Regions from separate parts of the Homo sapiens genome. Here region 2 is linked to region 1. A link is a loop called in an ENCODE intact Hi-C map of the cell type or tissue named here. Cell type or tissue: heart left ventricle. All regions are shown on one strand. Each heading gives the region's core, and the rest is flanking DNA. Links, peaks and the distances in the headings are about the cores only.

Region 1 (9,331 bases), core at 458-8,457:
TGCTAGCACCCTCAGTGCCCAGGACGGCCCCACCCCAGAGAACAATCCAGCCCCAGTATCCGCAGGCCCCAGGTGGAGAAACCCCGTCCCGGAATGAGAAGCCCCTCTCCTCCACCACATCAAAGCCAAGATGACAACGTCTCTGAGTTTGACACAAGGTTAGGGGGAAGTCTCATTTTTCAAATGGCTGGCTGTAACACTAAAAAAGGAAAATTAAAAATGTCTGAGGATCGGCCTAGTGTGGTGCCTCACGCCTGTAATCCCAGCACTTTGGGAGGCCGAGGTGGGAGGATCACGAGGTCAAGAGATCGAGACCATCCTGGCCAACATGGTGAAACCACATCTCTACTAAAAATACAAAAAAAAATTAGCTGGGCATGGTGGCGTGTGCCTGTAGTCCCAGCTACTCAGGAGGCTGAGGCAGGAGAATGGTTTGAACCTAGGAGGTGGAGGTTGCAGTGAGCCAAGATCGCACCACTGCACTCCAGCCTGGCAACAGAGTGAGACTCCGTCTCAAGGGAAAAAAAAAAAAAAAAAAAACAACTCTAAGTACCAACTGCAGTGGCTCCTGCCTGTAATCCCAGCAATTTGGGAGGCCGAGGCAGGAGAGTTGCTTGAGCCTGAGAGGTCAAGACCATCCCTGGCAACATAGTGAGACCCCATCTCTACAAAAAATATATAAAAATTAGCCAGGTGCGATGGTGTACACCTGTGGTCCCAGCTACTCGGGAAGCTGAAGTGGGAGGATTGCTTGAGCCCAAGAGGTCAAGGCTACAGTAAGCCATGATCACGCCACTGCACACCAGCCTGGGCAACAGAGCCAGACCCTGTTTCCAAAAAAAAAAAAAAAATGCCTGAAGGAGGAGGTGAATCCTAGAAACAGCCCAATTTCATCTCCATATACCCCTACTCCAAACAGGTTTCCAAATTGCAAAAATGGCTGATAAAAAAAATTCTTTAAGCTGATGTAAAAACTAATGCCCTCCTCCTCCTGCCAATTTTGCTACTCTTGAGCAAGATCTCAGCAGCTCCACTTGGATGCTGGAAATATATGCCAGAGGAGACTTATGATGCTAATTTCCTTTAGTAAACAGTTCAAATCTTGTCTTGGACACCAATGAAATAAGAAAAGCTAGCCACAGGCTGTGTGGAATTCCTTCCTCTTAACACTAAGCATCAGGCATTCCATGACTTTTGCTCTTGGGATGGCAAACATGAATGTTTCTAGAACACTGAGTTTTCCAGCATATACCTTTTCTGGTTATTTTCAATAGGTTTGGTGTGAAAAATTAACGAATTCACTATTTGTTGCTGGACAGTCCCTCTGGAACAAAGAACTGTGTGTCAAATACCAGCTGAATAATCAAGCAAACATTTGCATTCTTTTTTTTTTTTTAAAGACAGGGTCTGGCTCTGTTGCCCAGGCTGGAGTGCAGTGGCGTGATCACAGCTCACCGCAGCCTCAACCTCCTGAGCTCAAGCAATCCTCTCAACTCAGCCTCTCAAGTAGCTGGGACTACAGGCATGCACTACCACACCTGGTTAATTTTTGTATTTTTTGTAGAGATGGGGTTTCACCAAGTTGCCCAGGCTGGTCTCAAACTTCTGGACTCAAGCGATCCGCTTGCCTCAGTCTCCCCAAATGCTGCAAATACAGGCATGAGCCACTGCACCCGGTCAACATTTGCATTCTCGTCGAAAGATCACGTGCTTTTTCCAAAGCATGTGAGAGTTTTGCATCGACTCCAGCCAGCTTAGACCTAATGTGGGTCCTCCCCTTTCACCAAGAGGACCCGGCTATTGCAGATGCCCTTGCAAGTTACAAAACATGTTCTCCATCAAGCCACACAGGGTTATGGATCGGAAAGGCAGCCCACCCTGATGAAAACCACAGTCGCGGTACAGATTGTTTTGTTTTTGTTTTTGTTTTTCCAGAACACTGATATGTATCCTCAATGGTTAACATTGTGTCCTAAAAGGTGTTTTTCTGTTTCTTAACATACCAGAAACAAGATGGTCTGAGACCGCGACCTTCACACTAGGGTCATATTTCAACACAGAAACCAGGGTAGCATCACCCAGAAAAAAAAAAGGGAGGGGAGGTAAATCAGACTGTCCCAAATCTAGGGCCTCTCTCAGGGCACAAGAAACAGCCCCAGAGGGCCCCCATGGGTCCTGCTCCCTAAGGCCATTTGTCCCTCTTCACTGTGGTACAGGGTGGTTCTGAAACGCACCCTAACTTTAGTGATGACACAGGGTCCGGCAAGTATCCAGACCTATAGTCCAGCAGACTTTCCATGAAGACCTGCCCTAAAATGAATATCGACACTTGGCCAGAAGCAACAAAATAACATTCCACTCTGCTGGAAAATTGAGGCGGGGGCTTAAAGGCTTATTTTAACAGCTTAACAGCTTAGCAAAATAAATCTGCTGTCATTATACACAGACAAATGTCGTTTATGTCTCTTGCATCTATGAGACAATCAAGATTTCATGATCACACCCCATTTACTCAGTGAGGCTAAAGACAGGAAGGTCAAGAGTATTAACAATTATATAATTATCCTCTGCAGTAAAACAATTGAGGCATTCCACTCAAATCAGAAATGAGACTGGGCTGACCATATTCAGCTGCGTCACTGAACACTGTTCTGGAAGTTCCTGCCATAACAAGGTTAACAGCAATAACTGGTCTAATTATTGGCAAAAGGCAAGAAGTCATCATTATCTGCAGATGCTGCAATTATAGAGTTGGAAAATTGAAGGGAATCAATTGCAGGGCTTTTAGAACTAGTAAGCATTTAATAAGGTAGCAGTAAGTAAAGAAAACACAATCCCTGTCCCCTATGCTACAAAATAATCACTTTTAATACTTCAAAACATCTCCCTTATATTAGATGATAGACACACGGATAGATGGAGAGATGAATGGACACATGGATGGGTGGATGAATGGGTGGGTGGAGGGATGGATGAATGAATAAGTGGATGTATGCATGGGTGGATAGATGGATGAGAAGATTGCTGGGTGAGTGGTTGGAAGGGATGGAGGGACAGGTGTGTGGATTGTTGGCAGAGTAGACAGAAGGATGGATGGATGGATGGATGGATGGACGTCTGGGTGGGTGGATGGATGGATGAATGGATGAGTGGATGTATGGATGGATGAATGGATGAGTGGATGTATGGATGGATGGGTGATTGGATGAGTGGATGGATGGATGGGTGAGTGAATGGATGAAGGGTGACTGAATGAATGGATGGGTGAGTGGATGGATGATGGATGAATGGGTGAGTGGATGAATGGATGGATGGATGGATGGATAATAGATGGTGGGTGGTGAATGGACTGGATGAATGGATAGATGGATGGATGGATGGGCAGATGAGCAAGTGGATGGAGGGATGATGGATGGATGGATGGATGGATGGATGGATAGATGGATGGATGGATGGATGGATGGATGGATGGATAGATGGATGGGCAGATGAGCAAGGGAGTGATAGATATAAAGCCAGCAATCTAAGAACAATGCTTACAAGAAGTAGACAAACTGTGTCTGAAGCAAAATCACAAAACATTTCTAAGAACAGGAAAGAACCCTTGGGAAAATGGAGAGGAAATCCATGACATAGGAGAGTACAAGTAAATACTGCCAAGGTGCTCCTTCTCTCCATCAATTTATGGACTTCACATACAATCAACCCCATAAAGGGCCTCTGGGTCTGTGTTTTCCTTTTCCTTTGCTTCCCTTTTTCTTTCTTGGAACTTAGCTACAGTTTTTAAACTTTTGGAAGCATAAACAAAGCAAGGATGCTTTTGAAAAATGAAAAAGAAGAATTACTCTGGAGGATACATTTACAGTCTTTTTTTTTTTTTTTTTTTTTTTGAGACAGGGTCTTGCTCTATTGCCCAGGCTGGAGTGCAGTGGCACAGTCATGGCTCACTGCAGCCTCGAACTCCTGGAGTCAAGTGATGCTCCCACCTCAGCCTCCCAAGTAGCTGAGACCACAAGTCAGTGCCACCATGCTCAGCTAATTTTTCTTTTTCTTTTTTTTGTTTGTTTGTTTTTGTTTTTGTAAAGATGGGGTCTTGCTGTGTTGTCCAGGCCGGCCTCAAACTCCTGGCTTCAAGGAAGTCTTCTGCCTCAACCTCCCAAAACACTGGGTTTACAGACATGAGTCAGCGTACCCGGCTCAGAACTTTTATCCATATTGTTCTCGGCCACATTCTCAGAGGCTCGCACAGCACCTGGCTCTCAGCAGATGGACAGAAGGCACAGGTCAATGAATGGGCAGCTTAGGTAGGGAAGATGGATTTGAAGGCCATGTAAGCAGTTAAAGGGATGGGACTCAGTAATTGATCAGGTGTAGCAATGAGGGAGAGAAAGATTCCCAGCTCTAGACTGAGGTCAGGCTGTGAGCTCAGAGCAAAGCCTGCAGTTCATCTTGGTAGCAGCTGGATCACTTTGAGCACAGTGCTGACCTTTCTGTCAGCCTCAACTTCTCCCTCTGCAAATTAGGAATCCTAACAGTGTCCACCTGGTGAGGTCACTGAGGCGATGACAGGATAAACCACACCAAGTGTCTAGCTCATAGCATGGTACTCCACCTTTCAGAAATATTACCTTGGCTGGGTGAGGTGCTTCATGCCTGTCATCCCAGCACTTTGGGAGGCCAAGGCAGGTGGATCACCTGAGGTCAGGAGTTCGAGACCAGCCTGGCCAACATGGTGAAACCCCATCTCGACTAAAAATACAAAAATTAGCCGGGTGTGGTGGCGGGCATCTGCAATCCCAGCTACTTGGGAGGCTGAGGCAGGGAGAATCGCTTGAATCCGAGAGGCGGAGATTGCAGTGGACTGAGATTGCACCACTGCACTCCAGCCTGGGTGACAGTGAGACTCCATCTCAAAAATAAAAAAAAAATAAAAAATATTAGCTCAAGGCCTCCTCTAGGAGAGATTAGGTCAGACTGTTCCTCCTGCAGCAAGGCCCTTTGCAGTATGGAAAAACCTCAGAGGTCTGTGCAGAAGAGAGACTATCTAGGGACAGATTTCAACAAAGCCAGTGCCAAGGAGGCGCGTGTCTACAGCGGAGCTGCGGCCTTTAGAAGCCTCCAGCCTCCCCTCCTGGCATGGACACAGGGAAGCCAACTCCCTTGGCCAGAGCCAGGAGCCAGGAGCCACACCAGCTCGCTGATTTCCAGAAACTCACAATTGCCCACTTACTCGGCACAGCCTGTGCGCCACGGAGGAAACTGGAAAGGAGGGATCTCCTTGGAACATTCTGGCAGCTCAGCAAAGAGGGGGGAAGAATTAATTTCGGATCCTGAATTTGCATCTGCAAATGCTGTTTTCGTTCAAACGCTTTGTGTTGTCTTGTTTTTGGTGGTGTTTTTTGTTTTTTTTTTTTTTTTTTTTTTTGAGATGGAGTCTCTCTCTTTCGCCCAGGCTCTAGTGCGGTGGTGTGATCTCTGCTCTCTGCAACCTCCATCTCCCAGGTTCAAGTGATTGTCCTGCCTCAGCCTCCTGAGTAGCTGGGATTACAGGTCCCCAACACCACGCCCTGCTAATTTTTGTATTTTTAGTAGAGACAGGGTTTCACCATGTTGGTCAGGCTGGTCTCGAACTGCTGACCACCAGTTATCTGCCCACCTTGGCCTCCCATTGTGCTGGGATTACAGACATGAGCCACGGCACCCGGCCCTGTGTTGTCTTGATAAGAGTTTAAAGTGACTGGATGTTGGGGCTATATATCCACCACCAACAACCTGCCATACATCCTTTTACCCTCAAATTTTTGCTCTTTGAATCCTAACTGCTCCTGGCAGTAAACCCCATCTAGGACTACCTGCCAACATACCTTAAACTTTTCTGTCTCTTTTTTTTTTTTTAATTATAGAGACAGAGTCTCACTATGTTGCCCAGGCTATTCTTGAACTCCTGAGCTCAAGCAATTCTCCCACCTCAGCCTCCCGAAGTGCTGGGATTACAGGCATAAGCCACCACACTCAGCCAAACTTCTCAAACAATACTCTTCTTAAGCCATATCTCAGGCTCTCATATGCCCTACTTTTTGCATGAGGCTAACTATTTCTTTCTCTACCCGCTTCTTCAATAAAACCAAACTAAACAATAATAATCAACAATGGTGATAGTAATCATTGTAACACCTCATTCCCGGGGGTACTGGGAATTCACTGGAAAGGGCTGGGATGAGGCAATGTCCTCCATTTTGTTTTCAGTGGTGGTTACACAGGTGCATATATTTTTTGTCAAAATTCATTGAACTCAATGCTTCAGATCTGTGCATTTTATTTTATTTTATTTATTTTGAGACAGAGTCTCCTTCTGTCACCCCGGCTGGAGTACAATGGCCTGATCTTGGCTCACTGCAACCTCCGCCTCCTGGGTTTAAGCGATTCTCCTGCCTCAGCCTCCTGAGTAGCTGGGATTACAGGAACGCACCATCACGTCTGGCTAATTTTTGTATTTTTAGTAGTTGGCCAGGCTGGTTTCAAATTCCCGACCTCAAGTGATCTGCCTGCCTCAGCCTGTCAAAGTGTTGGGATGACAGGCGTGAGCCACTGCACCCCGGCCATGTGCATTTTATTGTATGTTAAATATTTCAGTTGTTGGCCGGGCCCAGTGGCTCGCACCTGTAATCTCAGCACTTTGGGAGGCTGAGGGTGGATCACGAGGTCAGGAGATCGAGACCATCCTGGCTAACAAGATGAAACCCTGTCTCTACTTAAACTACAAAAAATCAGCCAGGCGTGGTGGCAGGCGCCTGTAGTCCCAGCTACTTGGGAGGCTGAGGCAGGAGAATGGCGTGAACCCGGGAGGCGGAGCTTGCAGTGAGCCGAGATCCCGCCACTGCACTCCAGCCTGGGCAACAGTGCAAGACTCCGTCTCAAAAAAAAAAAATTTCAGTTGCTAAACTTAATCAAAGAAATAACAGTAGCTACAATAGGTCACAATGTACAGCTGCAATATAACTACAATGCTAGCAACAATGTAACTACCATGTTTATCATTCCCGTATCCTCTTCTCTGATCCTCACAACGAGCTTGTGATACATGTTGGGTTTGGTTTTGGTGTTGATTTTTTGAGACAGTCTCCCTCTGTCACCCAGGCTAAAGTGCAGTGGCGCCACCTCGCCATCTCGGCTCACTGCAACCTCCGCTTCCTGGGTTCAAGTGATTCTCCTGCCTCAGCCTCCTGAGTAGCTGGGATTACAGGCACCAGCCACCACACCTGGCTAATTTTTGTATTTTTAATAGAGACGGGGTTTCACCATGTTGGCCAGGCTGGTCTTGGACTCCTGACCTCAGGTGATCCACCCACCTCAGCCTCCCAAAGTGCTGGGATTACAGGCGTGAGCCACCATGCCCAGCCTGTGATACCTTTTGGTTCCCATTTTACAAAAGAGGAAACAGATCCCGGAGAACTCCAGTGGACTTGCCCAGAGCCCCACGGCTACTAACAGGTTAAGCCTGGTTCCAAACCATCGTACTATGCTGTGTGGCCTGGCATGTGCTAGGTAGGGGGAGAAAGAAATGAAACATGACTGCAACTTTTCAGAAACTTCTACAAGCAAGCCCTGACCCCGAGTGCTGGGAACCACCCTATCAATGAAAGAAACCCCACACACTGCCCACTCTGCTGTCCTGCTACCCTGCACATCCTATGCCTTATACCAAGGATGGCCAATCCCTGCAACACTGGGTCACCCAGGAAAGCTAAACGTCTTTTGTTTTTTCTTTTTCTGTCTTTTTTTTTTTTTTTTTTTTTTTTTGAGACGCAGTCTCGCTGTGTTGCCCAGGCTGGAGTGCAGTGGCACGATCTCCGCTCACTGCAAGCTCCGCCCCCTGGGTTCACGCCATTCTCCTGCCTCAGCCTCCTGAGCAGCTGGGACTACAGGCGCCCGCCACCACACCCGGCTAATTTTTTTGTATTTTTAGTAGAGACAGGGTTTCACCATGTTCGCCAGGATGGTCTCGATCTCCTGATCTCGTGATGTGCCCGCATTCTGTCACATTCTGTCACACAGGCTGGAGTGGTGCAGTGGCGCAATCTCGGCTCACTGCAACCTCCACCTCCCAGGTTCAAGTGATTCTCCTGCCTCAGCCTCCCTAGTAGCTGGGACCACAGGCGCGCTATGGTGTCCAGCTAATTTTTTTTATTTTTAGTAGAGATGGGGTTTCACTATGTTGGGCAGGCTGGTCTCAAACTCCTGACCTCAAGTGATGATCCGCCCACCTCAGGCTCCCAAAGGGCTGGGATTACAGGCATCAGTCACTGCATCTGGCCCCTATTATTTTAAATGGAAATGGGGTCTTTCTTTGTTGCCCAGGCTGGAGTGTAGTGGTGCGATCATAACTCACTGCAGCCTGGAACTCCCTGGCTCAAGCAATCTTCCCGTCTCAGCCTCCTGAGTAGCTGGGACTACAGGCACATGCCACTACACCCAATTAATTTTTAAATTTTTTGTAGAGATGGGGGTCTCGCCATGTTGCCCAGGCTGGTCTTGAAGTCCTGGGCTCAAGTAATCCTCCCACCTCTGCTTCCCAATGTGCTGGGATTACAAGTGTGAGCCACACTGCCAGACCAAGATGATTTAAAGTATACAGGAGGATGTATGTAGGTTATGTACAAACACTACGCCATTTTATGTCAGGGACTGGATCCCCAGGGGGGTTTTGGAATCATTGAAGATACCAAGGCACAAGTGTACAATCTATCCAGGAGAAAATGAAAATGGGAGAATCGACAGTTCCGAGTATCAGGATCTAAGGAGGAGATTTCAAAACACTGCTTTTCATATCCTCCCATCATGAAAACAAGGGTTTTTCAAAAATCTCTTCTTAAAAATATTTCTGGGCCCGGCGCAGTGGCTCATGCCTGTAATCCCAACACTTTGGGAGGCCGAGGCGGGTGGACACGAGGTCAGGAGATCGACACCATCCTGACTAACATGATGAAACCCCATCTCTACGAAAAATACAAAAAATTAGCCAGGTGTGGTGGAGGGCACCTGTAGTCCCAGCTACTTGGGAGGCTGAGGCAGGAGAATGGCGTGAACCCGGGAGGCGGAGCTTGCAGTGAGCTGAAATTGCATCACTGCACTCCAGACTGGGCGACAGAGAAAGACTCCGTCTCAAAAAATAATAATAATAATAATAACAAAATAAAAAAAATTTCTGGAAATAGACTTTTCACAGATGGTTGTGAGGGCCAGTATTCAATCATCACTTGCAATCAGTCAGCCCTGACTTCTCCTTTGGCACTTATCTGCTTAACTACAAACTCAGTCAACAGTCTAAAAG
Region 2 (9,331 bases), core at 611-8,610, 70 kb before region 1:
CAGGTCACAGCTGCATGAAAATATCAATCAATCAATTAATCAACCACACAAATAAGATGGGAGGGCAGAGTAGAATGCCATATGGAATTCTTTTTTTTTTTTTTTTTTTTTTTTTTTTGAGACAGTCTTGCTCTGTCGCCCAGGCTGGAGTGCAGTGGCGTGATCTTGGCTCACTGCAGCCTCCGCCTCCTGGATTCAAGTGAGTCTCCTGCCTCAGCCTCTCAAGTAGCTGGGATTACAGGCGCCTGCCACCACCCTGGCTAATGTTTTGTATTTTTAGCAGAGACAGAGTTTCATCATGTTGGCCAGGCTGGTCTGGAACTCCTGACCTCATGTGATCTGCCCACCTCGGCCTCCCAAAGTGCTGGAATTACAGGCCTGGGTCACCACACTGGGCCTCCACATGGAATTCTAAGGGGTCCATTCATGAGTCCAGAAATCAGACTTGATCAGTGAATGGTTCTCACCCAGGGGGTGATTTTGTCTCCTACTAGGGACATTGGGCAACATCTGGAGATATTTTTAGGTGTCAGGACCTGGCTGGGGCGTCCTCCTGGAGCATGGAATGGGTGAAGACCAGAGATGCTGCTGAGCACCCTGAAGTGCTCGGGACAGTCCCACCCCAGAGAATGATCCAACGCCAGACAGAAAAAACACCAAGACAGAGAAACCCTGACCTAAAGGCATGAGAGGAGATAGAGGAAGGAACTTTTCAAACATGCATAGAAAAGGGAATTTAAAAATTAATAAATGAAGAAGAACACCAGTAGCTTATAAAGGTAGCAGTCCTAAAAATACAAAATACAATACTATTTCTCTCTTTTTTTTTTTTTTTTTTTTTTTTGAGATGGGGTCTTGCTCTGTCGCCCAGGCTGCAGTGCAGTGGCGCAATCTTGGCTCACTGCAACCTCTGCCTCCTGGGTTCAAGCGATTCTCCTGTCTCAGCTCCACTCCCCGTAACTGGGATTACAGGCATGCACCATCACACCTGGCTAATTTTTTGTTTGTTTGTTTGTTTTTTGTTTTTGTTTTTTTGGGATGGAGTCTCGCTCTTGTTGCCCAGGCCGGACTGCAGTGGCGCTATCTCGGCTCACTGCAAGCTCTGCCTCCCGGGTTCACGCCATTCTCCTGCCTCAGCCTCCCAAGTAGCTGGGACTACAGGCGTGCACCACCATGCCCGGCTAATTTTGTATTTTTAGTAGAGACGGGGTTTGGCCATGTTGGCCAGGCTGGTCTGAACTCCTGACCTCAGGTGGTCCACCCGCCTCAGCCTCCCAAAGTGCTGGGATTATAGGCTTGAGCCACTGCGCCTGGCATTTTTTTTGTATTTTTATTAGAGACGGGGTTTTGCCATGTTGGCCAGGCTGGTCTTGATCTCCCGACCTCAGGTGATCCACCCGCCTTGGCCTCCCAAAGTGCTGGGATTACAGGCGTGAGCCACTGCGCCCAGCCGATTTTTGTATTTTTTTTTTTTTTTTTTGGTAGAGACAGAGTTTTGCTGTGTTGGCCAGGCTGATCTCAAACTCCTGAGCTCGAACGATCTGCCCGCCTTGGCCTCCCAAAGTGCTGGGATTACAGGCATGAGCCATCGCACCCAGCCTACAATACTTAAGTACCGCAGCTGGTCATGTCTTAAGCCCCGAAGTCAAATCCCAGGGTTCTTGTGACCCACGGTGCAAGCACAGTTATGCCTCTGGTACAGCCACTGAGATGGACGGACACAGCTCTTTACAAGCAAAATCTGCAACAGTCCCTGGAGAGCCACCTCCCCTGCTGCCACTCTGCTTGGTGCCTGGTGACTGCTGAGCAAAGGAAATTCCATTTTCTCTCCTCCCCTTAATGCCTCGAGGATAGACAATAAGCTCTAAATCGTGTATCAAGTACCTTCCTGTGAATGGTGAGTATCCACTCGGAAACCCAAGTATTTACACAGCTTTAAAAGCCTATGAGAGACTGGAAAATACTTCTTAAGTTTATAAATAGACATAGAATACCCTGCCTGGGTTAACTCTGATGGGAGCTAGTTACAGCATTACAGATGGAAAAAAAAATGTAGAACTGCCTGAATAAGGGAAGCTCCTGGTATTATTATTATTATTATTATTATTATTATTATTATTATTATTATTTGGAGAGGAAGGGATATTTGTTCAGGCACAGGTATCATTCCTGATACCTGCTACCTCTTCCTAGAATCCACTGCATGAAACATGGTACACTGTGGTTTTCCTGAGATTAGAAAAATGAAGCATAATGGGCCAGGCGCGGTGACTCACGCCTGTAATCCCAGCACGTTGGGAGGCCAAGGTGGGCAGATCACGAGGTCAGGAGATCGAGACCATCCTGGCTAACATGGTGAAACCCCGTCTCTACTAAAAAATACAAAAAATTAGCCGGGCGTGGTGGCGGGCGCCTGTAGTCCCAGCTACTCGGGAGGCTGACGCAGGAGAATGGCGTGAACCCGGGAGGCGGAGCTTGCAGTGAGCCGAGATCACGCCACTGAACTCCAGCCTGGGTGACAGAGCGAGACTCCGTCTCAAAAAAATAAAAAGAAAAGAAAAGAAAAATGAGCATAATGAAGTCTCTAGAATCAGATTCACAGAGACAGAAAGGAGGATGGTGGGTGCTGGGGCTGGGGGAAGGAGAAGGGGAGTGAGTGTTTCATGGGGACAGAGTTTCAGTTTGAGAAGATGAGAAAGTTCTGGAGATGATGGTGGTAATGGCCGCACAACCACGGCAATGCACTTAATGCAGCTCAACTGTGCTCTTAAACATGGTTATAATAATAAATTGTATGTGATGTATATTTTACCGTGGTAACAACATATACACTAGTGATATTAACAGGAAGGGTTTGTAAGCTTATTTATTTGTGTGTGTGTGTGTTTGAAATTGTGGAAAAATAAGCATCACATAAAATATACCAATTTACCATCTCAATTTTTGTTTTGTTTTGTTTTTGGTGGAGTCTTGCTCTGTTGCCAGGCTGGAGTGCAATGGCGTGATCTCGGCTCACTGCAACCTCTGCCTCCCAGATTCAAGCGATTCTCCTGCCTCAGCCTCCTGAGTAGCTGGGATTACAGGCACCCACCACCACACCCAACTAATTTTTGTATTTTTAGTAGAGACGGGGTTTCACCATGTTGCCCAGGCTGGTCTCGAACTCCTGGCCTCAAAGTGATCCACCCCACCTCGGCCTCCCAGTGTGCTGGGATTACAGGCGTGAGCCACTGTGCCCGGTAAATCTCAACCATTTTAAGTGTGCAGTTCTGTGGTATTAAGTGCATTCACAATGTTGTGCAATCATCACCACCATCATCTCCGGAACTTTCTCATCTTCCCAAACTGAAACTCTGTCCTCAACCCGTCCCCTCCGCAGTCCCTGGCACTCCCCATTCTACTTTCTGTCTCTATGAATCTGAGGACTCTAGGGACCTCCTAGGAGTGAAATCACACAGAATTTGTCCTTAGTGAGTTTCCTTTTAATGATATTAACTTTGTGACAATTACAAATAAAACCATGTTTAAATGGTCCCTTGGTAATTACAGATTTAGACTTTCGGAATTAAAAAAAAAAAAAAGGAAGCTTCGAGTGACATTACTGGTGGCAGCTCTCACGGGTGGTTCTGGTTACTTGAATGCAGGGCCAACAGCTTACAGCGGAGCTGATGACTGGACTCGCCCTGGAGTTATATAAAGCATCAGAGCAGATAAATCACGTTTGCAACCCTCGGCTCAGGCGGGGATGATGTCACACACATACATATAGCATATGAGCTTAGAGCTGGGACAGCTCCCAGAGATCATCTGTCCTCCCGCCCCTTCTCCCAAAAAGGAGGCAGACGGTGACTTGCTTGGGAACTTAGCCAAAGCCCTTCAGCAGGTCAGGGCCAGAGCCAAGAGCAAATGTTGAGCTCCTGGCCTCAGCCACACCTCGCCAGTGGCCCCCTGGCCTTCTCCTCCAGGGTCATGGACCGAGGATATCACTAACAGAAAATATCTCAAGAAAAATACATCAAGATGCACAAGGAAACCAAAACTAAAGAAGGAAATGGGCCCAGCGCAGTGGCTCAGGTCTGTAATACCAGCACTTTGGGAGGCTGAGGCAGGAGGATCGCTTGTGGTCAGGAGTTCGAGACCACCCTGGGCAACATATCAAGATCCCCACCTCTAAAAAATTATTATTATTTTTATTATTATTATTTTTCTTAGATGGAGTTTTGCTTTTGTTACCCAGGCTGGAGTGCAATGGTGCAAGCTCGGCTCATTGCAACCTCCACCTCCCGGGTTCAAGCGATTCTTCTGCCTCAGCCTCCTGAGTAGCTGGGATTACAGGCCCACGCCTGGCTAATTTTTGTATTTTGAGTAGAGACGGGGTTTTGCCATATTGGCCAGGGTGGTCTCAAACTCCTGACCCCTGGTGATCCACCCGCCTCGGCCTCCCAAAGTGCTGGGATTACAGGCATGAGCCACTGTGCCCGGCCTAAAAAATTATTTTAAATAATTAGCCAGGTATAGTGTCTCAGGCCTGTAGTCCTGTGTAGTCCAGCTACTCAGGAGGCTGAGGCGGGAAGATCGTTTGAGCCCAGGAGTTCAAGCCTGCAGTGAGCTATGATTGTGCCACTGCACTCCAGCCTGGACAACAGAGTGAGACCCCATCTTAAAAAAGAAGAAGAAAAAGAAAAAGAAAAAAGTGACAGATGCTTCTCCAGTTTGGTGGGTTCTAAAAAAACCCAATGTTAAAATAATTTTAGGCTGGGCGCGGTGGCTCACGCCTGTAATCCCAGCACTTTGGGAGGCTGAGACGGGTGGATCATTTGAGGTCAGGAATTCAAGACCACCCTGGCCAACATGGTGAAACCCCGTCTCTACTAAAAATACAAAAATTAGCCGGTGTAGTGGCAGCACCTGTAATCCCAGCTATTCAGGAGGCTAAGGCACAAGAATCGCTTGAACCCAGCAGGCGGAGGTTGCAGTGAGCCAAGATCAAGCCACTGCACTCCAGCCTGGGTGACGGAGTGAGACTCCGTGTCAAAAAAAAAAAAAAAGAAAATAATAATAATAATAATTTTAAACTAATGTATACACACTAGTTTGAGACTTTAAATATTATTCCATTTTCCTTCAGATGGATGGAGGTCTATTAAGTAAACAAGATTAAGAAAAATTTGTCATTAAGTTTTATAATAAAATTATTTATATAATTATTTATAAATTTTATTTATAATTTTTATACAATAAAATGATTGCACAACATTGTGAATGCACTTAATGCCTTTTTTTTTTAATTTTGTATAATTTTTTTTATATATATAGAGACAGGGTCTCGCTCTGTCACCCAGGCTGGAGTGCACTGGAATAATCATAGCTCACTGCAGACTTGAACTCCTGGGCTCAAGAGATCCTCCCGCCTGGGCCTCCCAAGTAACTGGGACTACAGGTGTACACCACCATTTTTTTAAATTTTTTTAGAGATGGGATCTTGCTATGTTGCCCAGGCTGGTCTCAAACTCCCGGCCTCCAGTGATCCTCCCACCTTGGCCTCCCAATGTGCTGGGATTACAGGCATGAGCGCCAAGCCTGGCAGACATTTTTAATTGAAAGTATGGGGTGGGGGATATGAGATAACCAATTCTTGCTGCCTTCGATCCTTACAACTAAAGGATCTCAGTGGGGCCAAAATCCTTCCCTGACTTTGTCAATAACCATTAGTTGTGTTTCTAGCTTTGCACAGAAGTCTTGCGTGGGTTAACACAGCTGCATCCCCATCAGTGTGAGGAGGGATGAAGAGAACAAGGAAGGCAGGGAGGGAGAAAGAAGGAGAGACAAGAGGAGAAAATCCCAGAGGGAAATGGTGCCAAGACATGGGAAAAATCTGGTTTTGACACAAGTCTTCAGTGCGTGCTTGTGTTACGATGTTTAAAAATGTGTATGTATGAGCCGGTCATAGTGGCTCACGCCTGTAATCCCAGCGCTTTGGGAGGCTGAGGGGGGTGAATTGCTTGAAGCCAGGAGTTTGAGACCAGCCTGGGCAATATAAGGAGACTCCATCTCTACAAAAAGAAGTTTAAAAATTAGCCAGGGCCAGGCGTGGTGGCTCATGCCTGTAATCACAGCACTTTGGGAGGCCGAGGCGGGTGGATCATTTGAGGTCAGGAGTTCAAGACCAGCCTGGCCAACATGGTGAAACCCCATCTCTACTAAAAATACAAAAATTAGCCGGGTGTGGTGGCAGGCGCCTGTAGTCCCAGCTACTCAGGAGCCTGAGGCAGGAGAATCGCTTGCGCCTGGGAGGCAGAAGTTGCAATGAGCCGAGATCATGCCACTGCACTCCAGCCTGGGTGACAGAGTGAGACCCTGTCTCAAAAAAAAAAAAAAAAAAAAAAATTACCTGGGCATGCTGGTGCACACCTGCAGACAATTGTGGTGTTCCAGCAACTCATGAGGCTGAGGCAAGAGGATTGCTTGAGCCTGGGAGGTGGAGGTTGCAGTGAGCAGAGATCATGCCACTGCACTCCAGCCTGGGCAACAGAGTAAGACCCTGTCTCAAAAAAAAAAAAAAAATAGGCCGGGTGTGGTGGCTCATGCCTGTAATCCCAGCACTTTGGGAGGCCAAGGTGGGTGGATCACCTGAGGTCACCTGAGGTCGGGAGTTTGAGACCAGGCTGACCAACATGGAGAAACCCCGTCCCTACTAAAAATACCAAATTAGCCGGGCGTGGTGGCGCGTGCCTGTAATCCCAGCTACTCGGGAGGCTGATGCAGGAGAATCACTTGAACCCGAGAGGTGGAGGTTGCGATGAGCCAAGGTCGCGTCATTGCACTCCAGCCTGGGCAACAAGAGTGAAACTCCATCTCAAAAAAGTAAATAAATAAAAAATAAAATAAATAAATAAATAGATAAAAACATGTATGTGTGTTTTCATATGAGATAGAATGGAGTGTGTGTGTGTGTGCCTTCCGACACTGAGACACAGGAAGAGATAGCTGCTTCCCTAGAGGTGAAGCAAAGTGCATCAGACACACGTGTGCAAACCCCACCGATCCTAGCACAGCTGCCTGCACTCACCTTTGAGGCAATAATCCAGCTCGAACAGCTCACTGTCTTCCGCCTGCCTCTCCCAGAAAACCAGGTAGTGGGTGATGTTGCCATTGGGGTCGGAGGGTGGTTTCCACTTCAGAATAATCTGGGATGATGAGTTAGACACTGAGATTGGATCCAGGGGCACAGAGGGGTCTGTCAGGGAGAAAGGAAATGGGTCCATCATGAGAAACAGTGTGCAAAGAAAGCTGGTGGGAGGATGGCGGGGGACACACAAGTTAAAGACATCATGAGGGCACCCATCCCAGCATTTTGGGCGGCCAAGGCAGGCGGATCACGAGGTCAGGAGATCGAGACCATCCTGGTTAACACAGTGAAACCCCGTCTCTACTAAAAATACAAAAAATTAGCCAGGTGTGGTGGTGGGCGCCTGTAGTCCCAGCTACTTGGGAGGCTGAGGCAGGAGAATGGCGTGAACCTGGGAGGCGGAGCTTGCAGTGAGCCGAGATTGCGCCACTGCACTCCAGCCTGGGTGACAGAGCAAGAGTCCGTCTCAAAACAAAACAAAACAAAAAAGAAAAAAAAAACCACCACCAACCAACCAAACAAAACCCAAAAAACCCAAAGTAACGGAGGTGGCCGAGGGAGCTGGGGATGGGGAGGGAGTCCAAACACCTGGGAGCTAGAAGTTTCTGAAAACTGTAAGTCTTTTGGTGTCACTAAAAGATACAGGATGAATGAGCGGGGATTAACTGAAGAAGATAGGGTTGATTTATAAAGTTTGAATTCGAGGCCAGGCACAGTGGCTCATGCCTGTAATCCCAGCACTTTAGAAGGCCGAGGTGGGCGAATCATCTGAATCACCTGAGATCAGGAGTTCGAGACTACACCTGGCCAACATGGTGAAACCCTATCTCTACTAAAAAAAAAAAAAAAAAAAAAAAATTAGCTGGACATGGTGGTGGGCGCCTGTAATCTCAGCTTCCTGGGAGGCTGAGGCAGGAGAATCTTGAACCTGGGCAGAGGTTGCAGTGAGCTGAGAATGCGCCATTGAACTCCAGCCTGAGAGACAAGAGTGAAACTCCGTTAAAAAAAAAAAAAAAAAAAAAAAAGCTTGAATTTGAGCCTACAGGACGGGGTTTCTCACCCTTAGTACTATTGGCTTTTAGGACTGGATAATTCTTTGTCATGAAGGAGGGTGCATCCTGTGTGTTGCAGGACATGGAACAGCCTCTCTGGCTTCCGCCCACGAAATGCCAGTGGTTTCATCTCCACAGCTGTAACAACCAAAAATGTCTCCAGACATTGATTGGCAGCTGTTCCCTGGCAGAGCAGTTAACCTCCTTTGGGAACTACTGCTATAAGAGAAGCACTTAGGTTTTACAAAAATATAATTAGGCCGGGCCCAGTGGCTCATGCCTGTAATCCCAGCACTTTGGGAGGCCAAGGTGGGCGGATCATTTGAGGTCAGGAGTTCCAGAGCAGCCTGGCCAACATGGTGAAGCCCCATCTCTATTAAAAATACAAAAATGGCTGGGCGCGGTGGCTCATGCCTGTAATCCCAGCACTTTGGGAAGCCGAGGCAGGCGGATCACCTGAGGCTCGGAGTTCGAGACCAGCCTGACCAACATGGAGAAACCTTGTCTCTACAAAAAAAAAAAAAAAAAAAAAATTCGCCAATCGTGGTGGTGCATGCATGTAATCCCAGTTACTCGGGAGGCTGAGGCAGGAGAATCGCTTGAACCCGGGAGGCAGAGGTTGCAGTGAGCTGAGATAGGGCCATTGCACTCCAGCCTAGGCAACAAGAGCGAAACTCCATCTCAAAAAAAAAAAAAAAAAAAAAAAAGGCTGGCATGGTGGCTTATGCCTGTAATCCCAGCACTTTGGGAGGCCAAGGTGGGCAGATTGCAGGTCAAGAGATTGAGACCATCCTGGCCAACATGGTGAAATCCCATCTCTACTAAAAATACAAAAATTAGCTGGGCGTGGTGGCACGCCTGTAGTTGCAGCTACTTGGGAGACTGAGGCAGGAGAATCACTTGAACTGGGACGGGGAGGTTACAGTGAGCTGAGATCACACCACTGCACTCCAGCCTCAGTGACAGAGTGAGACTCTGTCTCAAAAAACAAAACAAAACAAAACAAAAATTAGCCAAGTGTGCTGTAATCCCAGCAACTTGGGAGGCTGAGGCAGGAGAATCACTTGAACCTGGGAGGTGGAGGTTGCAGTGAGTCCAGATGGCGCCACTGCACTCCAGCCTGGGTGACAGAGTGAGACTCCATCTCAAA

What was found. Peaks named below come from ENCODE experiments on the same cell type or tissue, not always from the same donor. Only the 100,000 strongest peaks of a DNase experiment are listed, where the experiment ranks them.
Region 2: it touches region 1 in a loop (18-fold over the local background); 4 of 110 quality-filtered maps call a loop at or near these places.

The regions. Positions count from the first base shown.
Region 1 is chr19:7,225,894-7,235,224 of GRCh38, forward strand. All of the region lies in intron 2 of INSR (insulin receptor), which reads right to left. Among named protein-coding and RNA genes, the nearest start is that of INSR, 64 kb to the right of the region's middle. In heart left ventricle, for the core only: no CTCF peak of the experiment used is centred there; a DNase peak (open chromatin) is centred at 5,088; H3K27ac peaks cover 1,900 bases.
Region 2 is chr19:7,155,963-7,165,293 of GRCh38, forward strand. INSR (insulin receptor) reads right to left here. Exons shown (of 22, transcript NM_000208.4): 9 at 7,070-7,237. Among named protein-coding and RNA genes, the nearest start is that of ZNF557, 91 kb to the left of the region's middle. In heart left ventricle, for the core only: no CTCF peak of the experiment used is centred there; a DNase peak (open chromatin) is centred at 3,779; H3K27ac peaks cover 4,045 bases.